Regions from separate parts of the Homo sapiens genome. Here all the other regions are linked to region 3. A link is a contact called in ENCODE Hi-C or POLR2A ChIA-PET data. All regions are on one chromosome and are shown on one strand. The core of a region is the stretch at or near the end of the contact, and the rest is flanking DNA. Distances in the headings are between cores, read along the strand shown. Region 1 holds the start of PAX5 (paired box 5). Region 2 has its middle 41 kb from the start of PAX5. Region 3 has its middle 58 kb from the start of MIR4475.

The links. Hi-C counts contacts between places; a loop is a spot of excess contacts on that map. ChIA-PET counts read pairs that join two places held with the same protein, here RNA polymerase II (POLR2A). Pooled maps may share reads with other maps.
Region 1: a map with no recorded cell type shows a loop between it and region 3 (6-fold over the local background). The contact joins the promoter of PAX5 here to the enhancer-like site in region 3. A Hi-C loop is called at or near these places in 1 of 168 maps with a recorded cell type or tissue (naive thymus-derived CD4-positive, alpha-beta T cell), 2 of 37 single-sample maps with no recorded cell type and 10 of 50 pooled maps. POLR2A ChIA-PET finds 5 or more read pairs at or near these places in 1 of 52 experiments (activated CD4-positive, alpha-beta T cell).
Region 2: a map of CD8-positive, alpha-beta T cell shows a loop between it and region 3 (13-fold over the local background). The contact joins two enhancer-like sites. A Hi-C loop is called at or near these places in 1 of 168 maps with a recorded cell type or tissue (CD8-positive, alpha-beta T cell), 1 of 37 single-sample maps with no recorded cell type and 8 of 50 pooled maps.

Annotation. Positions count from the first base shown.
Region 1 is chr9:37,032,930-37,035,653 of GRCh38, forward strand. It overlaps PAX5 (paired box 5), which reads right to left and starts at 1,339. Exons shown (of 10, transcript NM_016734.3): 1 at 1,057-1,339. The coding sequence starts at 1,102. RefSeq lists silencers at 1,105-1,225, 1,492-1,671, a promoter at 1,485-1,923 and an enhancer at 2,002-2,051.
Region 2 is chr9:37,073,542-37,076,241 of GRCh38, forward strand. No RefSeq gene overlaps it. Among named protein-coding and RNA genes, the nearest start is that of PAX5, 41 kb to the left of the region's middle. Within about 2 kb of position 1,435, at least 3 of the 41 ENCODE cell types and tissues checked have a DNase peak (open chromatin) inside an H3K27ac peak, as active enhancers do.
Region 3 is chr9:36,764,607-36,767,306 of GRCh38, forward strand. No RefSeq gene overlaps it. Among named protein-coding and RNA genes, the nearest start is that of MIR4475, 58 kb to the right of the region's middle. RefSeq lists enhancers at 1-225, 226-744, 1,265-1,424. Within about 2 kb of position 1,430, at least 5 of the 41 ENCODE cell types and tissues checked have a DNase peak (open chromatin) inside an H3K27ac peak, as active enhancers do.

The DNA.
Region 1 (2,724 bases), core at 89-2,588, 270 kb after region 3:
ACATGCATCCACCCACTGTGCTCTCCTCCACTGGTGCGGCACCCACAGGATAAAACCTGAGGACACAGTGTGTGTGTGTCTGTGTGTACACACAAATACACACGCCAGTGTCAGAGGCTTGTCTAGGTGAAAGTGAATGTAGGCTGGGGGTCCCTAGAAATGTCACAACTAACCCTACAGGTGTCCGCTGTCATCTGCAAGGTTGTGCCTGCCACAGGAGACCTGTTTGTACAAATGGTAGCCTGAACAGTGCTCACTGCACACCAAGAGGCTGCATGCCCTGAATTCACACCTTCATTCCTGGTCCTATCTCCCAATAGAATGGACACTGGGCCTTACAATGCACATGCTAAACACCACGGATCTCCATAGGCCCCAGACCCACGTCTAGGAGTTTGCCTAGAGACACAATGTGAACATTGGCGTGTATGCATCGGACAGCCGTTGACATCCAAAAATGGAAAGGTCAGTGTAGCCACTTCTTTCTCACATCCAAAAATCACTTGGGATATAACAGGTGAATGCAGACCCTTTAAATAGTGGATGTACACTCAGATATTTCCGAATTACATAAATAACACTCATAGTAGACACACATTTTGGATACCCAAAAGAATATACACAAGTACTAACTTATAAACACACACGAATACCCCACGAGTATAAAGATACACACACACACACACACACACACACACAGGCAAACAACTTTTGGACACAAACTCATATATTTTTACATCTTTTAAAAATACATATACTGTAATGAACACACTGAGTCCCTTATATAAACACACAGGCCCTAACTTGCAGACCCCCGGAAGGACGCCAGCGTGAACATTCAGAAACAGAGAAAAACACAGACAAACTCACAGATATTTGGACTGATGCAGAAGTGTGTGAACAGATAGGTGAAAAAACATAACAAACACGCCGCAGTTAGACAGTCTCTACGAAAATGCGGCGCGCCCCCTCCTCCTCCAGGGTCACCCTGCGTGGGGACCAAGGCCTGGCCGTGTCCCGGAGTTTGCACATCTGGAGCCCGTATCGCGGTCCTACCTGTCCTGCTGGTCCGAGGAGTCGGATAATTTTTCTCTAAATCCATTTTGATTTTTCAGGACTTGATGGAATGGACAGGGAAAAGTTTCCACTTTTTTGTGCCTTTTTTTTTCTTTTTTTTTTTTTTTTTTTTTTTTTTTTGGTGCCAGGGGCCGCTCACAGGTCGGAATAATTCAAGCCTTCCGCTCCCCCGCCGAGCTGGGGTAGCTGATCACTGAGCTGAAACTAAACGTTTTAGGTGGAAAAAAAGCGTCCGAAGGCACCGTGAAATGATTAAGGAACTAAAGAGCTTCTCGCCATGTGAGATCATGTCCTGTTCTCGCCAACATCACAAGATGTCCCCAGACACGCCGCGCCCCCAGCGCGCCGCCCCACACTGCCGGCCCGGAGCGAGGAAAGGGTAGGCGCTGCGCGGCCGGGCCTGCTCAGCGCGCCAGACGTGGCGGACCCGGCCCGGCCGGAGTAGAGCGGGAAGCCGGGAGAGCAGCAGTGCTGCTGCCGCGCCGCCCCAGACTTTTATAGGGGTTGGGGGGAGGGAAGGAAGGCTTCAGCCTGCGCCGGGCGCTAGCCAGCGCACCTACGGGAAGGGGCAGACCGAAGCGGAGCCCGGGAGCCCGGGTCTTCCAGCCGCACCTTCTATTAAGACATGCGCTTGGGGGTCGCGGCCCTCTGCGCTGTGCGCGGGGCCTGTGACATCTCCATGTGCAAACCCCGCTGCTTAGACGAGCGCAGGCCGGGTTTTTGTTTTTGAAGAAATTAACTGCTCGGCCAAGCAGGTGCTTTTGAAAGGGGTTGCAAAGGCTGGCAGTGTTGCCAGGCACCGAGGCGACGTTCCGGTTTACTCCGATTCACCCCTAGGGCGGCGCCCGACCCCAGGGTTCCCAGCCATCCAACCCCCACCCCAATTTGTTGGGGTCCTGACTATTGCTGGGCCCCTGACCCTAGGGCAGCGCCAGATCCCTAAAGCCCCCAGGTCCCATCCAGTCTTCTAGTCCCAGAACCCCTCCCCACATCAAGTTCCATTCTGGCCCAGAGCATGGAGGTTAAGCTGTGAAATACTGGAGATGAAATCCGGGCTTCCGCTTTGGAGCACCCGGGCAGAGCAGAACATCTCAGTAGTTTCTGGAGATTGGCGGGAGTTCCAGACACCTTACCCCGGCCCATAAGTGGAATCGCATTGCCCTCGAGCCCTGAGACGTTGTGGAGTCCCAGAGCCCCAGGACTTGATTCCAGAGAGGAAATCAGATCCACAGAGACCGAGCAGAGGTGTGGCATGTCCAGCCCTCTCTCTTCGGGCCAGACTCAAGCCTCCCCTCCCTGTTCCCCTCCCCAGCCTTGAGTTAGTTCAGCTGCTGGGCCTAGCCACTGAAAGCCTGTGGGGCCCTGCAGCGGGGTGGTCGCAGGGGAAAGGTTCTCCAGGGCGGGGGAGCGCTCCGTAGGAGGACTCCTGGCCCGCCGGACAATGGCAGTTTTGGAGAGTGAATCGTCCTCAGCAAGAGTGTTGTTTGTTTTTTGGAGGGGGTGGTCACGAGGCTGGGTCGCAACCTAGGGGGAAGAGCCTAGAGCTCGAGGAAAGGGGGGCCCCCGGCGGCAACTGGACATCACATATCCACTGAGCAGATTTCGCCACAATCGGAAATGTGGCTGTGGATTCCCGGGCGGCCCCCC
Region 2 (2,700 bases), core at 185-2,684, 310 kb after region 3:
GAAGACTCGCACACTTGTGATGCTTTTGCTTATCCTGTTCCTTTGCCAGAAGATCCCCCTGCTTCTCTACCTAGCAAACTCTCATTCATTCTTTTAATTTTGTCTTTTAATTTTATATTTTGACATAATTTCACATTTGGAGAAAAATTGCAAAATCTGTACAAAGAATCCTCATATACCTTTACGCAGATCCCCAAAATGTTAACTTTTTACCACACTCCTCTGTCTCTCTCTCCCTCTAGCTCCCAGAATTTTTTTTCTGAGCCACTTAAGCATCAGTTTCAGACATGATGCCCCTTTACTCCAGGTAGTTCAGTGTGCTCGACCTGAAAAATAAAACCAAGACATTCTCTTACATAACCACAATGTAAATATAAAAATTGGGGAAATAATGTTAATGCAGTACTGTCCTCTAACCTAGATCTGGATGTTGCCAATTGTTCCTTTAATGCGGTACAGTTCCTCGGTCTTTCTTTGCATTTCCTGCCACTGACAGTTTTGAAGAGATAAGTCCAGTATTTTTAGAGTGTACCTCATGGTTATATTCAAGTTACGCACTTTTGATGTGAATGCCATAGAAGTAATGTGCTGTTTTTCTCAATGAATCACATCTCACTTTTTAAAGTGAAAGTCATTCTTCAATCTCCTCCATTCCTACTCCCCTCCTAAGAGGTAAATAACCACTGTTAACGATTGGTATTCATCTAGTATTTTGTCTATGCACTTATATACACACATATCTATACACAGGCACACTTGTACCCTTTAAAAACATAATAAAATGAGAACACTATATCCTTACTGCTCTGCAATTTACCTTTTTTCATTTAAGTGTACGTCTTTGGCAATCTTTCCATGTCAGTGCATGCAGATTCCCTTTATTCTTTTAAAAATGGCATATATATATGTATATATATGCCACATATGTGTATATATATATACACACACATATATATACATATATATACATATATATACATATGCCACATATGTGTGTGCATATATATATATATATATATATATATATACACATATATATATATATATATTTTTTTTTTTCCCCTAGAGACTGCCTCTGGCTATGTTGCCCAGGCTTGTCTCAAACTCCTGGGCTCAGGCAATCTGCCCTCCTCAGCCTCCCAAAGTGTTAGGATTACAGGTGTGAGCCACTGTGCCCAGCCAAACGTGGCATAATATTTTTAAATGGTATAAATGTGTTCTTGTTTAGTTTGTTCCCTACTAATGAATATTTCCATTTTTTCTATCACAATGTTTGTACACACATTTAAGAACATACCTCATTTATAATTGTGATAGATGCTATTAAATAGCTCTCCTAACACACTTTTCCAGTTTGTATTCTCATCTACTGTGCATGAGATAATTTGCATTTTTCTGACTGTTAGTGATGCAGAGCACCTATTCACGGCCTTTGGGTTTCCTGTTCTGTGAATTGCCTGTTAGTGGTCTTTGCTGTGAGAATGCTGAATTGTCCGTCTTTGTCTGACTACTTATTTCTCCAGGCCTCACTCATTTCTGTTCCTCTGCAGAGGCTTCTCCACGTCCCCTAATCAGCCACTACCCCCTCCTCTGCTGTCCCACAACACTGTTCACACCGTGCCCAGGCCTTCATTTACCAACCATTCCATAAAAAATCTACTCATTCCAAAAGTGTCCACTGTGAGCCTTCTCTGTGCTTGGCCTTGGGCTAGGTGCTGGGTGGAGAGACATGAGCCAGTCATCATAGACTCCATGCTAAAGTTCAGTTTTGATATGCAGCTTTGAGCATAGAAAAGAGCATGAGTTTTAGATCTAGACATAACTTGAGTTGAATTCCAGCTTCACCACTTCCCAGCTGTGTAATTCAGAGCAAGTCACTTGATTACTCCAAGTCTCCATTTCCATACTAGTGAGGTGAGGCTAATCCCTCCCTAAGAGAGTCACTTGAAGCTGGACAAGAGACAATATATCTGAAGTGGTTAGCAAGGGCCTGTTACACAGTAGGCTTGCAGTAAATGAATGGTAGTTGAAAGGCAACTGTTAAGAGGTCAAAATCAGTTAGTTCTCAGAGGTTCTAGGAGCCACCAATAAACTGGAAAATAAAAAGGAAGGAGGTAGCTCCTCTCTTTGCAATGCAAAGGATATGGATGAGTGCCGCTTGCCCAGATCCTGCTACAGAATATCTTTCCTGCTCTCTGCAGCAGATTTCTGCTTTGTCCTGGCCCCTCATCCCAATTCAGCTGCGCATTGTTGTCCTACTACCACTGCCGTGGGAAGAACAGGTGCTTCCCTTCTCAAATAAATGTTGGTCTCTTTAGAAAATACTCTGTAAGAAAGACTTCAGGATATTTGTGCATGCTGTCACCCATGATTTCAAGAAGTAGGGGCTGGGCACTGTGGTTCACACTGAGGCGGGAGGACTGCTTGAGACAGGAATTCAAGACCAGCCTGGTTAACACGGCGAGATCCCATCTCTACAAAATGTTTATAGTTTTAAATTAGCCAGGTGCAGTGTGGTGATGCACGCCTGTAGTCCCAGCTTCCTGGGAGGCTCAGGTGGGAAGATCTCTTGAGCCCAGGAGGTTGAGGTGCCAGTGAGCTGTGTTTACACCACTGCACTCCAGCCTGAGTGACAGAGTGAGATACTGTGTCGAAAAAAAAAAAAAAAAGAAAAGAAAAGAAAAGAAAAAAAGGAGAAAT
Region 3 (2,700 bases), core at 180-2,679:
GAGTGGTGTGTGTGTGTGCTGTGGTGTGTGCTGTGGTGTGTGTGGTGTGAGTGGTGTGTGCTGTGGTGTGTGTGATGTGTGTGAGTGGTGTGTGTGCTGTGGTGTGTATGCTGTGAGTGGTGTGTGCTGTGGTGTGTGTGATGTGTGTGTGCTGTGGTGTGTGTGTGGTGTGAGTGGTGTGTGTGAGTGGTGTGTGTGTGTGGTGTGTGTGTGCTGTGGTGTGTGTGATGTGTGTGTGCGCGTGTGAGGGAAGGAATTTCGGAGGAGGAGGTGGCAGGTGGCAGGTGGCGCAGGTGGCAGGTGGCGCCGGCACTTAGCCACCAAGGGTGGAGGAGGGCCTTCAGGAGGAGGAAACTAGCGGCGAGCAGGGGGTCAGAGGAGGTAAACGCTGTGAACATACCGCCAAGTCCCCATGCTGGGGGTGCAAAACATTGTCATGAAGGATAAGATTGGGGGGCTAGCTAGGACAAGATTGTGGAGGACACTGATTATCAAGCTGGAATTATGCAATTTCTGTCGAGAGCACCTGGTCACCACCGCAGGTCTTTAAGCAGCTATGGATGGGAGGCGACCCTGGCAGCGGCGGGCGAAGATGAGTTAGAAGGGGACAGGAATGAGACAAGAGGAAGGGAGGGAAGAGACGAGGTGGGGAGGACGGGAAGGCGTGCAGGGAGTGGGCCGGTGCGAGAGGGACATGGGATGGAGTCCACAGGGGAAGAGCTGGGGACTCCAGGTTTTCTGGTCAGGAGAGACTGGAGACGCCACTGACAGAAAGAGGAGGAACAGGTGTGGGGAGAACTGATGTTTCTTCGACCAGAGCCATCTGCGGAAACATCGTCTCCTCCGTGGGGCCCAGCTTTCATTCCTCACAGCAGTGATCACTGCATGGCAAACAATCACATTCATCTATTATTTGTTTCTTGTCTTTGCTCAATCAGCATATAAGAGAGTACGAATTCCATCTGCCGTGTTCACAGCGCCATCCCCAGAACCTACAACAGTGTCGGCTTCTAGTAGGTGATCGCTAAATATTTTTTGAGTAAATAAACGAATGACTCATGTCGTGCTGGAGGGGGACTGTGGGACAAGCATCCAGGAGGACTGGAGATCTCCAGGAGGGACGTCTGAGCAAACAAGAATGTCCCACACGTGGAGGTCACTAAGCCCAGGCTGTGTCTGAGATGGTTCTAAGAGAGTAAGAGAGAATGCACAGAAAGAAACCGGATCACCTCCTATGCCCCCAGCGCCTGCACAAAGCCTGGCACACAGCAGGTGTTGCGTGTTGGTTGACTGAATTAATAGATGAACCTGCTCTTCGGCGAGGAGTGAGACTTCCTGTGCATAAGGGGCTCGAGCAGGAAGACAGCTGGCCGAGAGCGTGCGCTGGGGTCCAGAAGGTTGCCTCAGCTTCACAGGTGCCCATGGGTAACGTGTTGTGGTTCCCCGGAGACTCTGGGCGGGAGGAAGTGGGACCATAGAGAGGGGCCCACTTGGGTAGAGCGTCTACCTCCGAGAGGTGGAACTTCATTGGGCGAGTGGGTAGCCAATGAGGAAGCTCCCTGAGGAAGAGCCCGCCCCTGGAACTGGGCCGAGGCACCGCCCCCGCGGAGGAAGCCCCGCCTCTCCCCGTCCCTAACACTGAGGCCCCAGAGGCGAACTGTCGGGACTCCCGGGCTGCTTGGTGGCCTGAGAGGCCCCCGAAGGGCTCTGGGCTGCGCCTTCATCCGCTGCTTTCCTGTGTGACAACCCCAGACCTCATCCTTCAGGGGGTCTCCATTGCCTCAGGTTCCTCTTTTTTTCGAGACGGAGTTTCAGTGTTGACTCCCAGGCTGGAGTGCAGTGGCGTGATCTCGGCTCACTGCAACCTCCACCTCCCGGGTTCAAGCGACTCTCCTGCCTCAGCCTCCCGAGTAGCTGGGATTACAGGCGCCCGCCACCACGCCCAGCTAATTTTTGCATTTTTAGTAGAGACGGGTTTCACCATGTTGGCCAGGCTGGTCTCGAACTCCTGACCTCAGGTGATCCACCCGTCTGGGTCTCCCAAAGTGCTGGCATGAGCCACCGCGCCTGGCAGGTTCCTTTTCATCTAGAAAGAGGCCTTCAAGGGTTAGCTCTGGTTTAACAAAATGGATTCAGTGCTTCCTGTACCAGGCGCTGGTCTACGCTCTTTTTTGCTTTTTCTTTCCCTCCCTCCCTCCCTCCCTCCCTTCCTTCCTTCCTTCCTTCCTTCCTTCCTTCCTTCCCTCCCTCCCTCCCTCCTTCCTTCCTTCCTTTTTTCCTTCTCTTCTCTTCCCTTCTCTTCCTTTCTGTTTCTTTCCCATAATGCATTTATTTTGTCATACTTTTAGTGACACGGGAGCTTTCAGAATGCAGACTTGAAGATACACGGTGATCTATGTGAATGGTCTGGGCTCTGAGGAAACACCTTCAGACCCTCTCCTCATGGGCCTCACCATCTATGGGTGGAAACACAGTAAACAAACCCGCAGTCTCTTCTATAATTACACATTGAATAAGTGTGTCAAGAAACAAAATAATGGGGCATAATTCAGGTAGCAATACTGGGAAAGTGACATTTGAGCTGAACTAGAGAGCAGGGCACTATTGGCAGTTGGAGAAGTCTCCACGCTGAGGGAACAACATGAGAGAAGTCCCCAAAGCTGAGATGAGTGTGCTGCATGTAGGGCGAAGCAGCCAGGC